2 separate regions of the Homo sapiens genome follow, and region 1 is linked to region 2. Evidence: chromatin loops called from intact Hi-C (ENCODE). Cell type or tissue: heart right ventricle. All regions are shown on one strand. Links, peaks and the distances in the headings refer to the core of each region. The heading gives the core; the rest is flanking DNA.

Region 1 (9,710 bases), core at 1,547-9,546, 920 kb after region 2:
CCACTAAGGGTGGAAGTCAGGAAGAGTCAAGGCTAGCCTGTTTCTCTGGACCATTGCCCATCCCACCCCCACTTCCCCTCATCCTGCAGGCTGGAAGTGCATGAGGACAGGGAGCTGCCATCTTGGTCTCCTCACACCTGACAGACATTCTGGAGGCCTGTGTTCAGGCTGTGGCTTTGGATTCTGACCACTGTTTCCACCTCCCCCACCCCTTGAAGGACATCCAAGGGTTATATGTGTGAACTGGAGCCAGAGTGGCCTACTGCCTGTGCCTGAGCTCTCCTGGTGGCATTTTGAAGAGGAAATAGTTCAGGCCTCTGATATTCTGGCTCTACCCAGTAAGCCCAGGTGTGGAGACCCCCCCTTGAAAAGCCTACTTGCCTTAGTCCCTCTGTTGCCATTGTCTTTGAAGTCAGGTTGGAAGAAACTTTTCTCTCTTGCACTGTGGCTCCTCAGTGAACAGGATCCTACAGTGGAGGAGAAATAGTGTCTTGACTTCCTGGTCAGTCCCTTGAGGCCCTCATTTCCCAGGACACTCCTCCCAGGCCAAGTCATTCTGTCTCCTCTGGTGAGATCACAACCCCTAGGGACAGGCCAGCTGCTGGTGGGACTTCCCCTGGGAGAAGTAGCTTCAGTGCTTTGAAAGGCTGAAGCCATTTCTCCCAGAGAAGGTGAGTCAGAGGAGGAGGCCCTTGAGATAGCAAAGCAGGAGGGGTTGGTCAGCTTTAGAGGGGAACAGGAGGCTCTTTCTATTGGAAGTTAGAAGCTGAGAACCATGGCAAAAGGAACACTTTAGAGTGAAAGAGTCTATGGAGAAAGACACCTGGTGTTCTCAGTCCTTCCCCAACTCAACTCTTCCCCCAAAACTTTACAGCAGTGGATCACTGTGCCCTGCTCGACCATCACAGACACAGACAGCCACAGCTCTGCAAGTGCATGGGAGAGATAGCCCAGTTGTGGTAAAGGTGCAGGACCCACTGAGCTACATCGTGGAAAATGTTGAGGCAATGACCTGGGTATCTGACATCCAGGAAGACCTATGTCCCAGGCCATAGATCTTAACTGCCTTTGCTTCTCAAGATGTCTGTCCTGCCAAAAGCTGCATAGGAACCCAGTGTTCCTCATGCATTTCTATATCAGAGGGAGTATAGAATACTCTAGGGCTGCCATTCAGACTCTGCCTCTGTTTTAGTTTCTCCCTTCTGCCCTTTGTTAGGGCTTCCTGATACCCTAGGAATTTACCTGTTCCAGGACTGCCATGTGATGGTGACAGGCAGTGATAGAACCCATTCATTTTGGGGAATGCTCATGGGATCTTTTCCTGACTGAGCCACCTAACTGGTGCTGCTGGCAGAGGGTGCAGGCAGTCATGGTGTGTCTTGGTCTGGCTCTGGAGAGTTGGGGCTGGAGAGGTATGTCCTCACATTTAACTCCAGAGCAAAGCGAGGCACCTGTACCAGATGCCAGTTTGCCCTGCTGAAGTACTTCCTTGCCTATTCCATCCCCCTGGAGTCAAAGGCTGGTGCCACATTGCTCTCACCAGCTGTTGTACCTTCTGGTGAGGAAGATTCTAGAGACCCCACCTTCCCCCAGTGAAAGAAGTCTTATGCCTTAAATAGTTTACCAATGATTTGAAGTCTCATTCTTGTTTTGAGTTCAGGGAGTATATTTTCTTATATTCAGCTAGAAAATGCCATAAATAAATAGTGGTTAGGTTTTTAGCAAAATGTGCTGTAAATAAATAGTGGCTAGTTTTCTAGGTAAGTCTATCCCAGCCAGGTTGACATTACTATAGTTGAAATGGTATACTTTCGCTAAAAATAATAAAAGACAATATTGTAGAATCAGATTTTGTTTACTTCAAAAATCATATGATTTTCAATATGAGATACTATCAATGAAGTTCTTGAGATTATTGGCCCTGCTTGGGAGCCTCATCTCAAGAGTTAGAGGTGGAAAGCATTGCCTACTGGCTGATTGCAAGGGTCAGGGGAAAGGTGAAGTGGGAAGACTACTGACCCCTCAAAAAGTGAGGGGCATGATGGGATGCAGAAACTGGCAGTGTCACGTGGGAGGAAATGACCTGTCTCAAGATCTAGTTCTGCCATTTGCTGGTTCTGTGGCCTTAGGTTAGTGCTTTAGCCTCCTGAGTTAGTCTCATCACTGGTTAAATAAAGAAGAGTTAAATAATACTATTTCTACAGGTTTGATGAGGGAATAACATGACATATAATGCTTTTAGAAGATTTCTGTGGCATATAGAGCTGAGTGGTGATTGACTTTGAAGGCTAAAAGACCAAGATGTGCCTCACCTGTAAAATAGGAGTAGTCTAATATGTATAAAGTACTTAGCCTGGTGCCCAGCACATGATGGCAAATGGTAGCTGCTGTAAGTGACATTATTATATTACCATCCTTGACTTCCCCAAGGAGGCTGATTCCCTTTTGCCATGCCTACACACTGTTCCATTCTACAAGAGCCAAGATGCTATTTCTGCTTGACTTAGAGAATGGAAATGGGATGGTGGAGCATGGTGGCCAGCTCAGAGCAGGCAGCTATTGAATCAGGTCCTAAAGATGTGAAGCCACCACAGCAGTCATTGGGATAGAAGAAGGGTGGGAATGGGGAATGAGGAGTTCAGGAAATACTTTATTCAAAGGGTCCACAAAAGAGGTGAAAAGAGTAGGGAAAGAAGGAATGCAAGGTGAGGCATAGAGGAGGGGAGAGGTAAGCTTTATTTAAAAGTCTATGTTAAGGACACTACAAACTCTTGCCTGTGTTTATTCCTACATAAGAGTTATTCTACCAGTCGAACTGTCAAGTAGTGGTCTGTAGCCTAATCATTTGGCCTTCCCTGTCTGTTATGCTGAAATATTATCTCAGAAGTCTTTCATGGAAAACTTACTGCATGAGCTATGGAATGGTGGGCAGATCACATTCTCCAGGGACTCCATCTGCCTCTTCTAAAAGATCTGTCGAACTTAGGCCCCTTCTCTTGTTAAAAGATCTAACTTAGGCCTCTTCTCTTGTGTTTCTGAAAGCTGTAGTTTTTGTAGCTATTACTTTGACCCCTTTAAATGAGCCTCGCGTCAGGTCTCACTGTGACAGAACATGAACAATACCACTCACACAGCCGAGCTTGGGCTTCAAGTCTCTGATCTGCTGCTACCTGGCTGGGTGACCCAGGGCAAATGACTTAACCTGAGATCCTACTTCATTTTTAAATTGAAGGTGCTGGACTCCAGGATCTCAAAATGTCTTTCCCACTTTGACATTCTACCTGCTTCTCTTTCACGTGAGAAATGTCCCATTCCTAGCCTTTCTATTTTTCTTCTGCATGATTTTGTCTCCCTTAGAGTAATAAAGGAGAGGCCAGAGGTTAGGCAAGCAGCAAAATTTAATACTAGAAATATGACAGTAAATTAGAATCATTTATGTTCCAAGTCTCCTGAAAACTGATTAAAATCTTCCTTTGGCCACGAGGGTGGGTGGGGACTACAAGAAGCACCATAATTACTGTTTGGCCTCAATCAAAGAAGGCTATCGGATGTGGGGAGAGGAACATTGGTTCTTCTTCTCTTTCAAGGCACATTCATTTTTTGAAACACATTCATTTTTTGAGTCTTATGCATGCTTTCTGAATGGCTTCTCAGAGCTCCTTCCTGAGAATAGTGTGACTGAACCACTACAGGGTGGGGTTTTACATACGAGGACTCTCGGTGCTAGGTCATGTGTCCCCAGGCAAGGCCCTTTACCTTTCTGGAAGTATTGTACACATTGCCAAGGGCCTGTGCAGTGCAAATTTACCAAAGTGATTTTACCAAATTTACCATGTCCCTTGGGACAATATAGAAAAGTGGTTAGGAGAACCAGCCTTGGAAGCCAGGCAGATCTAGGTTGAAATTCCAGCCCTGCCTCTAAATAGCTGTATAAGCTTGAGCAAGTAACATAACCTCCCCAACCCTTTATTCTCCACTTGTAAATGGAATAATAAGTGTTCATACTTCAGAGAGTTGTTGTGAACATCACACAAAATGAGGCAGTTATGTAGCCTGGCACTGTGCCTGACACATGTAAGTGCTCAAAAAAAAATTAGCTCACATTATAGTCATGATTCCTGACCCCTAAGAGGCTGAAAATCAAGTGGAAAGAGTCAAGTTAAATGTCAATTAAAATCAGTAAGTAATACAGATACTCAGAGAGGCCAAAATCAGTATGGGAGAGCATTGTAGGGAAGATGGGAATTGCATTGGTTCTTAAAAAATTAAAACGTGATCAAGAGAAATAAAGGTACTTCAGGGAATAATAAGGACCATCCATTTATCCTTTTAATATGTATTTATTGAGAAGTCACTGTGTGTTAGATGCTGTCCTAAGTGCTGGAGTGGATAAGATGCATTCTAGTAATGGATCAAATGATAAACTATGTACCATAGGTAGCGACAAATGCTGCAAAGCGAAAAGCAGGGTAAGGGACATAAAAATCATGGCAGCAGGTGGGCTGGATGTAGTAAAAGACTTCCAACCAGATCCTGAAGTGAGAGCAAAAGCAATGCGGATTTCTACAGAAGATGCTTTCCAGGCAGAAAGATGAGCAAGTGCAGTGGTCCTGGGACAAGATGGTGATTAGTGTGTCCAATGAACAGCAGGCAGGCTAGTGTGACTGCAGCAGAGGATGCCAATGAGGAAGGGTATAGGATACCAGTGAAAGAGGCAGCCAGCTGCCAGATTGCAGACTTTAAGTATGGATGAAGTTCTGGGATATTTTGGAGCCGGAGAGTGACAATGTCTGACTTCTTTTTAAAAATTTCACTCTGGTGGCCATACAGAGAGCAAATTACGTTGCTGGGGAGGGTGTACAAAAGGAGTAGAAATAAGGAATTGATAAAGATTGAGAGATATGGGTAGAATGAATGACCTGGAGTGGAGCGATGGTGGAAAGTGGTTGGGCTCTATATTGTTAAAGTACAGCCCATAGAATTTGCTAATGGGTTGGAGGTGGAGTTCTTAGCTTAGCTTGACAATCAGGTGAATGAAGGTGTCATGTAGGGAGATTGGAGGGATGAGGGAAGGAGCAGGTTGGGGAGCACCAGCAGCAGAAGTTTGTGTATTCCTGATGGGCAGATGTTTTGAGGGTGGGGGAAGTGACATAGGCTTAATAGAAGACTGGCACACTGAGCTATAGGAGAAGCTTTCTGAAGTGGATTGGAACAACAGGGAAGGCCTCCAATGCCAGGATGACTCTGGACTCTAACCAAAAATAATGACATTTCACACCTCTGTACAGGAATGGCTGGCAGAGTCATTTCTGTGTGTTTGGAGATTCACCAGTCCCTTCACATGGAGCATGTCATTAATGCCCTCTCTAGCCCCACAAAGTATAACCTCTCATTATCCCCACTTCCCAGATGAAGACATTGAGACAAAGGGGTTAAATAGCTCATCCAGAACCACCCATCTGGGGAGGATGGCGGTGAAGGTCTGGCTCTATTGTCTCCTAGACTAGGGCCAGATGAGCTGCAGGGCCTCTCAGGAGAGCTGGTGCCAATGCTGCATGGTGGCCACCCGCCCATGTGAGTGTGGCCCAGGTGGCCTCTCTGAAGGCATTGCTGATTTAAAGGAATAGTCAGTGCCTCCAATTTCTACCAGTAACAATGGTGCTGCGTAGAAGCTTCCCCATGGAATCGTGGAATAGACTTTTTTTTTTTTTTCAGGCACTGATCCTGCCCCAGGGTGTTTTCCAGAACTTGCATGGCTCCCTAATTACCTAGTAATGCTGAGAGCTTATGAAAATGCTGTCATTTGTGTGAGGAGGGGAGGGAAGACTGAAAGAAGAAGAAGAAAAAAAAGCAGATAGAAAATGCTGTTAAACCTGGCAGAACTCCAGGGTGGGTAATTACATTCTTTGGGGTGTGTTCTCACCACACACACAGTCTGTGGATTATTTTGGAGCCTTCTGTATGAATTGTGCTAGAAAACATGAAAAAATATTATCATTATTATTTTTTAAAACATCTTTAAAAATAAGGCCTTTCTAAAGCCACAGAGGCACCCTCTCTCTGATTGCATTTTTGCCAGTTGGTTAGCTGTCAGCAATCTGTTCTTAGATCATAAATTTGATGGTCCCCCCACCCCCTTGAATTGCTTTACACTAGAAACCTAAAATGTTAAAGCCAGAAGAAACCTTGGTGAAACACCCATATTTTGCAGATGGAGAAACTAGTCCAAGAAGGGAAGGAACTTGCCAATACCACTATCACAGGTAATAGGAGGTAGAGGAGAGAATGGGCCTCCCCAGACCTGACATCTGTCCTTTCTCTCCCTTACCCCAGCCCCTGCTGTCAAATGGAGTTACAGAGTGTCAGAACCAGAAGGGTCTGTAGCCATCACCACATCTAATCTTGTCATTTAATAGATGAGGAAACAGTCTTGTAGAGGAAATGGACTTGGCCCCTAAATTGATACTGGGCATGAGAAGTGGTTGGACTCTTGTCTCCAGGATTCCACTGGCACTCCGTGGCCTGTCAGTCAGATCAAGCTCAGAGGCACTACTCTTACCCTACCCCTTTTTTCCCTAAGTCACTATATTCCATATCCCATATATGTGTGTGTATATATATATATATTCCATATTTCTACTTTTCCTTGAGAAAAGAATCTGAGGATCTAGCCACTCTAGGCCTACAATTCCTCATGGTAATAATCTGCTGCCTATTGAGTCCCTGTGGCCACCTTTAACAGGGCACAGTCTCTCTAGTTCCGTTTGTCTTCCCCATTCTCCCCAACTTGGCTCACTTCATTCATTTCCCTGCCTGGCTCAAGGAAGCATTTGCATTTGTAATCCCTGTCCAACACCATTCTCCTTGATTTGCGGTGTCAAAACAAAGCCAAAATAAGTAAATCTTAGACTGTTTTGGCTACATGGTAAGAGGACTTAAAGTATGCCAAAAATATGAGCTGGGATGGGTCATAATTAATTTGAGGAGTAGGTGCCATGCTGTCTCTAGAGCACAATTTGAGCAGCATTTGGAGGCTTTTCCAATGGGATGTCAGCCACCTGGAGTTCCTCCATTAGATACTTAACTGCTGGACTTTAATGAGCACCCATCTTCAGATATCCCACTTTAAAATATGAAAAGTCTTAAAAGATAATCAACTTAATTTTTCTTCAGTGTAATATAATGGGAGGGACGCTGCAGGGTCCTGGTGCCCAGTCCCTGGCATGCCAATCACTAGTCCCCTTAAGGAAGGTTTTTTGGCCTCAATGCTATTTATATTTGGAACCAGATAATTCTTTTTTGTGGGGTGGATGCTCTGTGAATTGTAGGATGTTTAGTGGCATCCCTGGCCTTCACCCATGAGATTCCAGGGGTACAATTCCATAATTGTGAGAACAAAAAACATCTCTGGACATTTTTGCCAAATATCCCCTGGGGGAGAAAATTGCTGTCAGTTGAGAACCACTGTCTTAAGCTAATCATGTAGCCACTTTGAAGACTTTGCCACTTTGGGAATGGCAAATAGGACTGGGGACTCTAAAGAGAGACAGCATGATGAGCTAATAAAGGATGACGTCAAATAAGTTATTTAGGGAAATGAAGCTGTTTGGTAGGTAGTTCTAACCTTTGAGGATGAGGAAATGAGAAAATCACCTTCTACCAGTGGTCAATCTTTTCTTTCTCATGCACATGCCCGCTATTGTAACTAGCATACTAAAAATGCCCCCATGGCTCATCATGGTCCACCAGGAATTCAGTGGGTTCCAAATCCTGACACTGACTTCCTCTAAGTTCCAAGTTCCCCAGTACACTCTTCCCAGTTATGCACTGCCGGCTCCAGGCTAACAGAGCACGTGGCATTCTTTCCTGCCCCCAGCCTTTGCTGGGGCTCTTTCCTTGGTTTGCATGTCCTTCCCAGTCCTCAGTTACTGCCTATAATCTCCTCATCCTTCACGGCTCAGTTCTTTTGAAGCCTTGCTGGATCCCCACAGACAGACACACTGATTGCATCCTTCTTTGCTCCCCCGCTGCTGTGTTTACATCTTTTAGAGCACTTGTCATGGTCTTTCTGGGTGACAGTTGTCCGGGTTCGTCTGTCTTCTTCTTCTGCCACATTCACCTGCCTTGAGGCAGAGACTGTGTCTGATTCCTCTTCATATTGCCCAGCACCTGGCACCCTGTGAGATACAGAATAGGTTCCCCACCAACATTTGAAATGAAGAGAATTATAAAGAAACATGGAATAAACATTGAACCTAATGTAGTTTGACCTAGATGCCTACACTTGAAATATGTAAGTTCTATATTTAATCAGTGAACAACTATGTATTTAATAGACCAAGGGGAGCTATTGACCATACTTGAGCAGGGCAATGACGTAGACCTCTGTTTTAGGAAGATCTGCTTGACTATATGATTTATAATGACCATGGAAAATTCATCTTTTTGACTCCCTTAAAAGTCCCCTCCCTACAAAGTATGCAAAACAAATCTTACCTAATGCAGGGGGACATTGAGGTTTTGCTTGTAAAGGGTCTAAAGAGCTTCCTCTAAAAGGTGATTGCAAGGTGTGAAGCCTTTAATGACAGCCTAATTATTATTATTACCAGGCACAAAGCTTAGGGAACCTAAAAGATCCCCAGGTACTATTCAAAGTAGTAAGATACAAAAACTGAAAATGGAGAAATTAAAAGATGGAATCATTAAATCAGAGACTCTTAATGTTGGCAGAGACCTTAGAAGTGATCTTTCCTGATTCTGTTCTCTCATCTTCCTATGCTGATGCTTATTCTTCCTTTAGAAGGTTCCTACCCAGTGCTTGCTGTTATTAGAGCCTAAGAGTTAAGAGCTGGGGCCTGATGGTGGCATTTACTGTGTTTAAATGCCCAATCTCTTTCATTAGCAGTGAAAACTTGGGGTGAGTTTTTAGACCTCTGTTTCTTCATCTATAAAATGGGCATGAGGCTACCTACACAGGTATTGTACAAATAAATGATGCAGGTGCATTTCTTAGCATGGTACCTGGCACATTCAAAATAGTGAATAAACATTAGCCTTAAAAATTATTTTAGCTAATTAATTAATATATGTGAAAGTGCATAGGAAATCACAAAGCATTTGACCTCCAAGTTGTTCCTATTTTGGGGCTTCATTGTACATGGTCAGATATTTTTTACAAATCCCAGTCCTTGTAGCTGTCACTCAAGTCCACATGATATACAGTCCTGGTGAGGGAAGTGAAGAGTCTGTGGATAAAATGGCCTATTCATATGGCAAAGCAAAATGGAGTCCAAAGTCTATTATTTCTTTCTTACTAAAGACAAAGTTGACTTTCCTTTTCCTGGATCATCTCCTGTTGGACAGGAGTCCTGGCCAGGGCAGTAAGTCAACTGGTAACGGCCAAAGCACTCAAGTTTGTAGGTTGTACTGTACATCTTAGTAGGTCTGTGTCTTTATGACTTAATCCCAGAAGTCTTATCTTTTTCATCTGTAAAACAGGGCTCATGGCCACTTTACAGGTTTGGAGTGAAGATAGATGGATAAAAATCTGTAAAGTTCCTTCAAAAACTGTATTCTGTGGCGGCTAGTGGCTGCTGCTTTGCATTTAACACTACTATCCTGAACACAGCTGATCTCTCTACAGGTTATTTCAGCAGAAGCCCTGGTCTAGGAGAGTCTATGAAGTTCCAGCTTACACCAGACATGACCAG
Region 2 (9,832 bases), core at 1,281-9,280:
CACTACCTAGGAGATGGGATCCATATCCCTAACCTCAGCATTCACAATATACTCATGTAACAAACCGGCGTATGTACACCCTGAATCTAAAACGTTGAAATTGTTTAAAAAGCCAGGCATGGTGGCATGCACCTGTAATCTCAGCTACTCAGGAGGCTGTGGTGGGAGGATCACTTGAACCGGGTGTTGGAGTCTGCAGTGAGTTATGATCGTGCTGCTGCACTCCAGCCTGGGTGACAGAGTGAGATCCTGTATCTAAAACAAAAAAGAATACAGCTTCTGAAACCAGAAAGATTTACCTAAATCCTGGATTCATAATTGGCCAAGTGCTTTCCCTTGAGTCCATGACATCCTCTCTAAACCTCGGGCTTCACAGTAGTGAGTTGCGGGATAGGGAGGAAGGATAGGTAGTATTTATATCATAAGGGGATTAAATAAAGTAGTGCAAGTAAAGTACTTAGAGTATCTGGCCCATATTTGTTCCTCTGTAAAAGTTATTTTTCATTTCTGTTCCACAAATATTCAACACTATCGTTCCAATGAAATAGCATACTCAAAAGTATTTTGCATCCTTTCTTAGATGCTTGCAATAATAGTTCTCTGTAGGAATTACCATTGTTTTTAGTTTTCTGATAAGATGACGAAGACTCAAGCTCTGTGTTTCTTCTCTTGCTGTTTCTTTTTCAGGAAAAAAACATGAAATTTTCTGTTGGCAACAAGTCTTGCTAGTCAGAGCTGGCCTGGGACAAGATAGTGCATGAATCACCCTTTGTTTTTGTCCTCTTACCCCTATTCATGGCACCTCCACTCCTAGATGTCAAGGAATTGCATGCTATTTCCAGAATCTTCACTTGCTGAAGGGAAGACTCTGACAGCAGTCATCTGTACCTTGGGAAGATGGCCTTTGAGTTCTCTCAAGGGTTTTAAACTTAGACTCTGAGGGCATTAGGACTTTTCCCACCAAAATGAATTCCTGGCATCAGGGAGCCAGGTACAAGGGGAGTCTAGAATCATTAAAGTTCATGATGTGTTGACAAGCTATTATTTCCTACCTACACAGGTAGGCATCCCTTTTTCTAAGTATCTCAAGGCCAGGGGAAAATTCAGATCATTCCGTAGCTACAATTTTATTAGGGAAAGAGCCTGAAATACTTAGACATGAATAGATTTTCATGGAATGTGGGAAGGTCATAGAATCGAGGACTGGAAAAGGATTACTGTAGTCTAATCTTAGGACAGAAATTTATTCTGAGGTCCAGAGGCAAAATACACTGTGCTTAAAGTCAGACAGAGTCAATGTCAATCTGTGTTAGAGTCCAGAACCCCCTAGCCCAGGAGCTGGGGATTCCACATCTGCAATTTAACATCATTGATTACAAAACCCTAACTTCCCTTTGGAATGGTTTAAAATTACTGGGACTGAGAATAATATGCTTGTCTCTTCTTTTAAAAAAGACTTCCTAAAGCTTTAGTCTCATTCCCTCCATAGGTGACCCTGCATGAATACAAAAGTCTAGTGTTTTTGTTTTATAAAGAACACTGAAAGTTAGGGAGCCCCTAGCCCTGCTCGGCTCCAAATAGCTGCTTGGAGCTGGATACTGGCCAAGGACCTGTCACTCTCTGTTTGCATGCTGTTCGGGCCATCCTGCTTTCAGCACAAAAGCAAAAGGCCGTGGAAATGTGGATGCATTTGGAGATTCATTTCACATTATTGAAGCAAGGCTGGAGTCAACAACCTGAATTTAATTACTGTTCTGACAGCTGGGAGACAATTAATCCTTCTCTCACTCCTCCTCCTTCTGCCCCAGCGTCAAAGTGTCATTTCTTTTTTTCCCTCCCTCTCATACTAATTAGAAACATGCTGTAGAGTGAAAGGTGACTAGTGTGAAGCTAAAACAGTGTCACCAAAGCCCCTTTCATAGAAAAGAGAGCTCACGGTTGGAAGAAGTTGGTCCCCAACACAGGAGCATCTGCTTCTAAGTCAGGGAAGAAGAACGGGGTGTGGAGCTGGCCCTGAGGCCTGACTGCATCTCTGCTACTCACCGGCTCCATAACTTGGGCAAGCCACATCATCTCTCCATTCATATTTCTACTTCTGGGAGTCAAGGGCTCCCAACTTTTCTACTGCTCAGTTGTATAAGGGGAAGCAATAAAAGTGACTGTCATTAGAATAGTAAAAGCATCATTCTAGTATAGGACATAGAGATATGAAAAATGGCTCCCTTCAGATACAGCCATGAACTGGACCTGGAGAGCAAGGATCCTGAAATTCACAGGATGCAAACTTCTTAATGTATTTAAAGGTGGGGGTAAGTTTTTATACACTGTTCTTACTTGGCAAGCTGTCCCCTTCTCTTCACAACACCTCCTTAGCTGCAGTGCCAGGCTCTGCCTCAGCACCAGGGCCTGCTTCATGACAGTGAAGAGAGAGAGATTCCAACACCCAAGATCAAGGGTAAGAGGTCCCATGTTGCTTGCTTCGTGGATCCCTCCAATGCAGCATTGAGCTTTCTGTTGTTTGTCCTAGGTGTCAGATTTGCTAGATATTTACGTTAATACGTAGAAAAAGTTTAATCATTTTGATGTTCAGGGTAGGGGAGATTAATCATCCCAGGAGAGCTGCAGAGCCAAAGTGACTTTTCCAAGTCACTGGCTAGTTAGTTCTCAAAATGGGGCTGTAATGCAAACTTTCCAAATCCCAGTAGGAATCTTAAGTTGGTAATTAAGCTCCTCCATCCTTCCTTTTTCCTATTTAAAGATGATTATGGCCCCAAGTCTCATTACATTGACTGAATAGCTCTTTCCATATGTAAGCTACTTGTAGACACACAAATAATAATTCAGCTTATAATGCAACCTTCTTTTCTCTAAGCGCTTTTGATCCATCTGGGCTGCATTTCTTACCCAAATCAGCATGGATTTTTTTTTCCCTGAAATTGGCACTTTCTGGAAAACAGAGGCCAACTGTAGATGAAATGTCCCTACTTGGGTCATTGTGGTTGAGTCTTTTCATAAATGGCAGATGTAACAAGATGTGTGAGAGGGAAAAGATAATATCTGAGAAATATATTAGCTCCCTATTAAAATGAGGGGCAGATTATTCTCTTGTCTTCTTCTGTCTTTACTGTTGACTAACCATGTGACGACAGCCCTTTCCCCTCTCTAAACTTCAGGTTTCATTCTTTAAAATATGGGGAACTAAATAGGTCAGAATGGCAAATAAAATTTCTGCAGGCTGAATTTTGGTCTCTGACCTGCTTTGTTTGGCCTGCATAGAAACAAAGTATGCTTTGAAAAACCAGGAAACATATAAATTCCAGAGTTTTGACTTCTTTTAGTATATTTGCAGAGCTGGCAAAGGCATGTGCTCATTCCCACCTAAAAACAATGATCCAGTTCTGAGTTGTGGCTACTCTCACAAGATAGGGCATTACTTGCTCCTTGGTTTATCATGGTCTCACCTCCAAACCAGATCACAAGTGTGTGTTATCTGCCTGGTTCATGAATAAGGGACACCTGGAATAGGTCATCCTTAGTTTCCTTTCAACTCTGCCTTCACAATTTAATAACTCCTCTCCCCACCACCATAAAATCCTTCATCTTAAAGGCAAAGAAGGAGTGTGACACTGTGCATCTGTGATGGCCCTGACTCTACCACTCATTATGGCCTGGAAGATTTTACTGCTTTTGTGTGTTCTGACTCCATATGGGATCACATTCTCAGGGGCAGTGTCCAAAATGATCTGGATGTGACATACTTTGAACTAAGATCATAGATTTTGGGGCTACCATTTTATTGCCTGAGGGCCATTTTAGGCAGATCTGATCAAGGTAGTAATGATAGTAGTATTGATTATGCTATTAATAATATTGCCTATAATATTAAATGAAGAGTAATATTTTTCAATATTAACTAACATTATTGAACCCAGCCATGAGCCAGTCACCATAAGTGTAGCATCAGTATGGGGATGGTAGGCATCCTCATGTGCTCCCAAAAGAGCTAGTACAACATCTAAATGTGCTCCTATGATATACTAAAGAAGGGAAAAATAGGATGACTCGGAATGTGCCAAACCCTTGAAAAGAACACAAAAGTACAATGTGAAATGAAAGTCACAGTTCTATTTGTTCTGCAGTATTGTGAATATCACATTTTTACCTTCTAGATAAAAATGAAAAGCAAGTGTACAAGGAACAATGGTTTATGGAGCAACTCCCTGTTGCCCCCCAGAATGATGGTCCCCTTTCACTGCCTGAAACACCTCTGACACTTGCTTACCTGAGCATTTTACTTTTGGATCCTCTTAATATCACCACAAACCTACAAGTTAATGTTATAATATTCATCAAAAAGAGGAGAGTATGGAGACTTAGATTAAGTGACTTGCACATGCCACAGAGCTAAAATGTGGGTCATCCTGACTTTGCAACCCAAAGTCCATACTCTTTTTTTTTTTTTTTTTTAAGATAGTCTCTCTCTGTCACCCAGGCGGGAGTGCAGTGGTGCAATCTCATCTCACTGCAACCTCTGCCTCCTGAGTTCAAGCAATTCTCATGTCTCTCCTAAGTAGCTGGGACTGCAGGTGTGCACCACCACAAGTGGTTAATTTTTGTATTTTTAATAGAGATAGGATTTTGCCATGTTGGCTAGGCTGGTCTCAAATTCCTGGCCTCAAGTGATCCACCCACCTTGGCTTCCCAAATTGTTGGGGTTACAGGCATGAGCCACCGCTCCAGGTCTGAAGTCCATACTCCTGATCACAACCGCATTCTGCCACCACTACCATTGAAAGGGTTTGACTTCATGGTCTCGTGGAGTCCTTCCAACACAGTCTATGATCTAGGGTGGCGGAATGGCATAGTGGTGATAGCATGACTTCTTGCCTTATTTTCTACATCTGTAATGAGGATTAAGTATGAACCTGTCACTCTATTTTGCAATCAGTTAAACTCAAGTCATAATCATTATTAACATATGTATCCCCAGTGTTCATGAAACAATCACTACAAGGGCAAAGACTGTTTCTATTTTTCCCATCGATATTCCCAATGCCCAGAAAAATTCTTCACATTTAGTAGGCAATCAGTAAATGTTTGTTGAGTGAATGTATGTTTCTTTGATAAACAAATGAAAGATTTGGTAAAATGGAAGACCATGCTCCTCTAAAAGGAGGAATGGGTGCTTTTGAGATTTTCACTTTGACAAACAAGCTGACTACTGGAACTTACTGCAGTGCCATGTAAGCAGGGAAAAACGGCTTTATAAATCAGCACCATCAATCACACCAAATACCCTGTTTGGGGCCCCATTTCCAAGCTGTTGCTCTTACCTTGGACATGCTCCTGTGGCCTCTTGTGACCACGAGGGGGCACTGCATGTTTACTCACGCCAGGAGCTGAATTTATTCTGAACAATACCCACAGACAGTCTTTGTGTGGTCTTATTCCTTGGAGATGTCTTCGTGGTGCTTACCAGTGTGGAACAAGATTGCTTTCTAACTACCTGCATGGCAAATAAATTGTGTTCTTGTTAGTGTTGAATATTTAAATAAAATAGGATAAGAATCAAGTGCAGTATTTTTAGTAGGCTGAAACTCACATAACACCATGTAGTGGCGAGGCAGTAAGTGGCACACCTTCCCTATTTTACAACCTTTTCCTCAAGTCTTACTGGGGTGAAACCCGTCTATTCATGAAAGGCTAGCTCAGACTGTATTCCATGCCTAGGATATAAGCAGCACCCAACATAGGGAGTTATGATTTCCATTATTTTCACATAGACACTGGAAGGCTAGAACCTCAGGGGTATGGAGGGATCGTGGTGTATGTTTTGCTCCTGGTCCTGTGGCAGCAATTCCAGAGGCTTAGCTGCGGTTCCTATGCGCTGCCATGGCCCATCACTTGGACTCACGCAGCATGGTAGATGAGGAGACTCTCCTTGCTGGTGAAAAGTTGTCATCAGTTTGGAATTAACACTTAGTCACCTTGGGAATTATTTTGATTCCTTTCAAGAAAAGAAAATTTCACCTGTGTGGCCGAGGTGTTTTGGGAATTTACGTTCACAGGCAGTATTTTAAAGTGACGGCAAGTATTAGCCACAATATGAGATTATTAGGCCTGATGGACCAAGACTTCAGTTACAGCTGCTGGTGCATGTGAGAAATTGCTATGTGTGGCTACTAAGGCCTATTCAATTTGACTTCTCTGCCGTCTATCCATAGAGGTATCCATCCATATGTTTTTCTGCAAAATGTTTTTACTTTACATTCCAGCCATTTTCTGGCCTCCTAGAAACCCAGTTGTGTGGAAGTCAGTAAGGGCTACCCTACTATGCATTTACAAGGACACCTTTCTTACTGCCTTCAGTGTGAATGCCACCCCTTGAAACACAACTCTAACCAAAGTTACTGGACTCAGAGGTGATCCAAAGGTGAGGCCCTGGCTCAGAGTTTATTTTGCAAGATCCAGTCAAATGCATCTCAAATTGAGGCCCAGAAAATACTCATTTTAACAAACTTTCCAGATGATTGTGATGCTGGTGATTAACAGGCTCTTTTGATGACTCTTTTGGACTCTGATGGCTCTTTGTCTTTTCTAGAATATTCCTTTTAACAAGACAGGGGAATAAAGGTAGCAGACTAGACAGAAGTGCACTAGTAGTTATCGGTGCCAATTCTGCCTCGAGTACTGAGTTGGGCTTGTATGATTTGTTAATGTAACTTAATTGAATTTTACCCAGTGTTTCTCAGTTCACCTTTCAGGAGAAGAACCAGGATGCCATATAATCCTTTAATCCACTGGTCTCAAAGTTTAAAATGTCTATAACAGCCAGTCAGGCATCAAAAACATAGCTGACCAGTTTCTAGAGAATATTTGCACATCTATGGGACTCAAGACCCACTTTGGATGTTTTCATGTTTCTAGAGATGTTTTCAGTTTCTAGAAAATATATGCCTCCATTTATTTCCTGACTTGCTGAATTTTTCAAATAAAGCTAGAAAAAAAAATATGCCCAATTTCTTGGTTTGTAAAAAGTGTTGGTGACAAGCATAAATTTTATAAAAAGTAGAACATGGGATGAACAAAACCCCTCTGTGGGCCAGATCCAGAGTATAACTTGTCCATTTGTAATCCTGATCTAATTCTTGACAATCACTGTTTGTTTTGAGATGGAAGAGACCTTTGGTTATGTGGAGTAGTAGAAAGGATACCAAATATGTTGTCAGGGGACTTGATGTTAGTCTCGATTCTGCAAAACACTAGCTAGGAGACCTTGAGTAGTTCTCATCTCTCTGAGTATCAATATTGTACTGAAAAAAAAAAATGGGATTAATAGTACCTTCTTCACAGGACTAGTATAAGGCTAAAATGAAATACTATGTGTCAGTATATTCTATACTTCAGTAACTCAAAAACAACCTTCACTTTTTTTGCCACAGCCAGATAACACATCTACTATTATTTACTTAATATTTTTCTTTCTTTTCACTTTTAAAAAATCTGAAATATCTACATAGCTCTCAGTCAAAGTAATACTATTCATAGAAATAGGAGTTCAGGCTAGGGACATGTTTTTCCCCATCATATGATAAATTAAATATGAAACACATTCAAATAGTTTGGCTATATGCCACTTTATACTTCCACAATACTTTCATAAGATTAATACACTTATAAAATAAAATAGCAGATGAGTGGGTATAATTGCTTCAGTAGTAACTTTATGGCAAATGTTGATCATTACTTTTAATGAGGTAAAAATTGATTTTATATTTATGAAGTAGCTCTTAAACTAGGAGCTCTCAGTTTAATTTTTTCTCATTTTCAACTTGGGGCTTGCAATTCCTTTTCTGCTTTCTTTAATAAAAATCAGCATAGGGTAGGTAGGATCCAATAACCTAGGATGTATTTAATATCACAGCTTTTCCTTGATATTGATTTGTATATTTATAAACATTTCCATTTTTAGCATCTCATTTTAGTGTTAAGTCAATAAACAGTAATATCTTCAAATATATTTTTTTATTACATGGTTGATGGGTCTTTAGTATTCCAAGGTTGAAGTTAGATGATAAGGGAGTTAAGGTACCTGATACGGTTTGGCTGTGTCCCCACCCAAGTCTCACCTGAATTGTAATAATCCCCATGTGTCAAGGGTGGGGTCAGGTGGAGATAATTGAATCATGGTGGTGGTTTCCCCCATACTGTTCTCATGGTAGTAAATAAGTCTCATGAGATCTGATGGCTTTCTGAATGGGAGTTTCCCTGCACAAGTTATCTCTTGCTTCCCACCATGTAAGATGTGACTTTGCTCCTCCTCTGCTTTCCACCATGATTGTGAGGCCTCCCCAGCCACATGGAACTGGGAGTCCATTAAACCTCTTTTTCTCTATAAATTACCCAGTCTCTGGTATGTCTTTATCAGCAGTGTGAGAACAGACCAATAAAGTACCACACTTAGTTCCTAAGGCTGACTCTGTAGTTATTTACTCAACAAAAAACATATTGAGTATACAGCCTGGGCACTGGGAATACAGCAGAGAACAAAACGAAGTGTTAGTCCTTATGAAGTTTCAGTCTGGTGGGGGAAAATAAGTAATCAAAAATAATATATTTACTACATCAGCTGGTGATAAATGCTATGAAAACAAAAAGCAAAGGTGGAAAGAGACAGCAATAGGGTTGGTCCTATTTTATTAGAGCCTGAATAAGGTGAGAGAGTAAACCATGATGTTACCTAAAAGAAGTATGATCCAGCAAAAGAAAAATTAGGTATAAAGGCCTTGAGAAGGGTGCTAGGTGTGCTTGTGAAGTGGCAAAGAAGCCAGCATAGCTGATAGCTGGAAGAGATCAAGCAGGAAGGAGAGGGGCAGGTAATGGGGTCAAATAACATAGGCCTGTTTTTTTTTTTTTTTTTTTTTTTTTTTTAAACTGAGTAAGCGGGAAGCCTTTGGGGAATGTGAGTAAAGGAGTGACATGATCTGATATGATTTTGAGCTATCTGTCTAGCGATTATGTGAAAAAGAGACTTGAGAGGGATAAGTGTGGGAAAGGCAGACCAAAGACCGTTGTTATGCTGCCTTGAGAGAGCATGGTGGCTTGGACTAAAGTGATAGCCTTAGAGGTGAAAAAATGTTGTCAGATTCTGGACACATTTTAAAAGCAAAGTAGATGATACCCTCTGATGAAATAGATGTGGGATAAGAAAGCAAAGAGTCAAAGATAAACCTAAAGTTTTCAGAAACAGAGCATTGGGAAGAATCAAGTTTTGATTTACTGTAATTTTCACCTTTGCTAAGCCTTTCATGCTTTTTCCATACACAGGGCTGCCTTCACAGGGCACCCTGATATAACTTACTTCCCTGTATGGCAAAGGCTAGTTTAAATTCATGCTTTATTATGCAAATAATATGCTTTTGGCCAGTGATCACTGACCACTTTTGTTAGAGTGGCCAAAAGTATCAATTAAAGAGCTCAAGATAAACAGGGAATAATGCTTACTTTTCACCATTCTTCTCCTCTATTTGATTCTTTGTTTTAATGATGTATTACCTATACCTAAAACGATGAGCATTTCCCAAAAAGTTCATATCAAGTAAAATAATTCGACTTGAATTATTTCTCCCTTTCTTGTCTACTTTTTATTCCTATGAACCTAATCATCCACTATGTCCTGAACACCAATCAGTACTCTTCTCTTTTTCTTTCTCTAAATACTATGTATCTTTGCACTTTAAATACTATTAAAAGCTTACCAGTGGGTTTTCATCAACCCTAAGTTGTATTATCTCCTTTTACAGTTGAAAAAACTGAAGTTCAAAGACTTTAC

What was found. A loop is a pair of places that touch in the nucleus more often than their neighbours do. Peaks named below come from ENCODE experiments on the same cell type or tissue, not always from the same donor. Only the 100,000 strongest peaks of a DNase experiment are listed, where the experiment ranks them.
Region 1: it touches region 2 in a loop (4-fold over the local background); 6 of 110 quality-filtered maps call a loop at or near these places.

The regions. Positions count from the first base shown.
Region 1 is chr5:153,480,053-153,489,762 of GRCh38, forward strand. It overlaps a transcript of GRIA1 not described here. Among named protein-coding and RNA genes, the nearest start is that of GRIA1, 5.8 kb to the right of the region's middle. In heart right ventricle, for the core only: no CTCF peak of the experiment used is centred there; no DNase peak of the experiment used is centred there; H3K27me3 peaks cover 974 bases.
Region 2 is chr5:152,555,348-152,565,179 of GRCh38, forward strand. No RefSeq gene overlaps it. Among named protein-coding and RNA genes, the nearest start is that of NMUR2, 150 kb to the left of the region's middle. In heart right ventricle, for the core only: a CTCF peak has its summit at 5,375 (motif pointing right); a DNase peak (open chromatin) is centred at 5,374.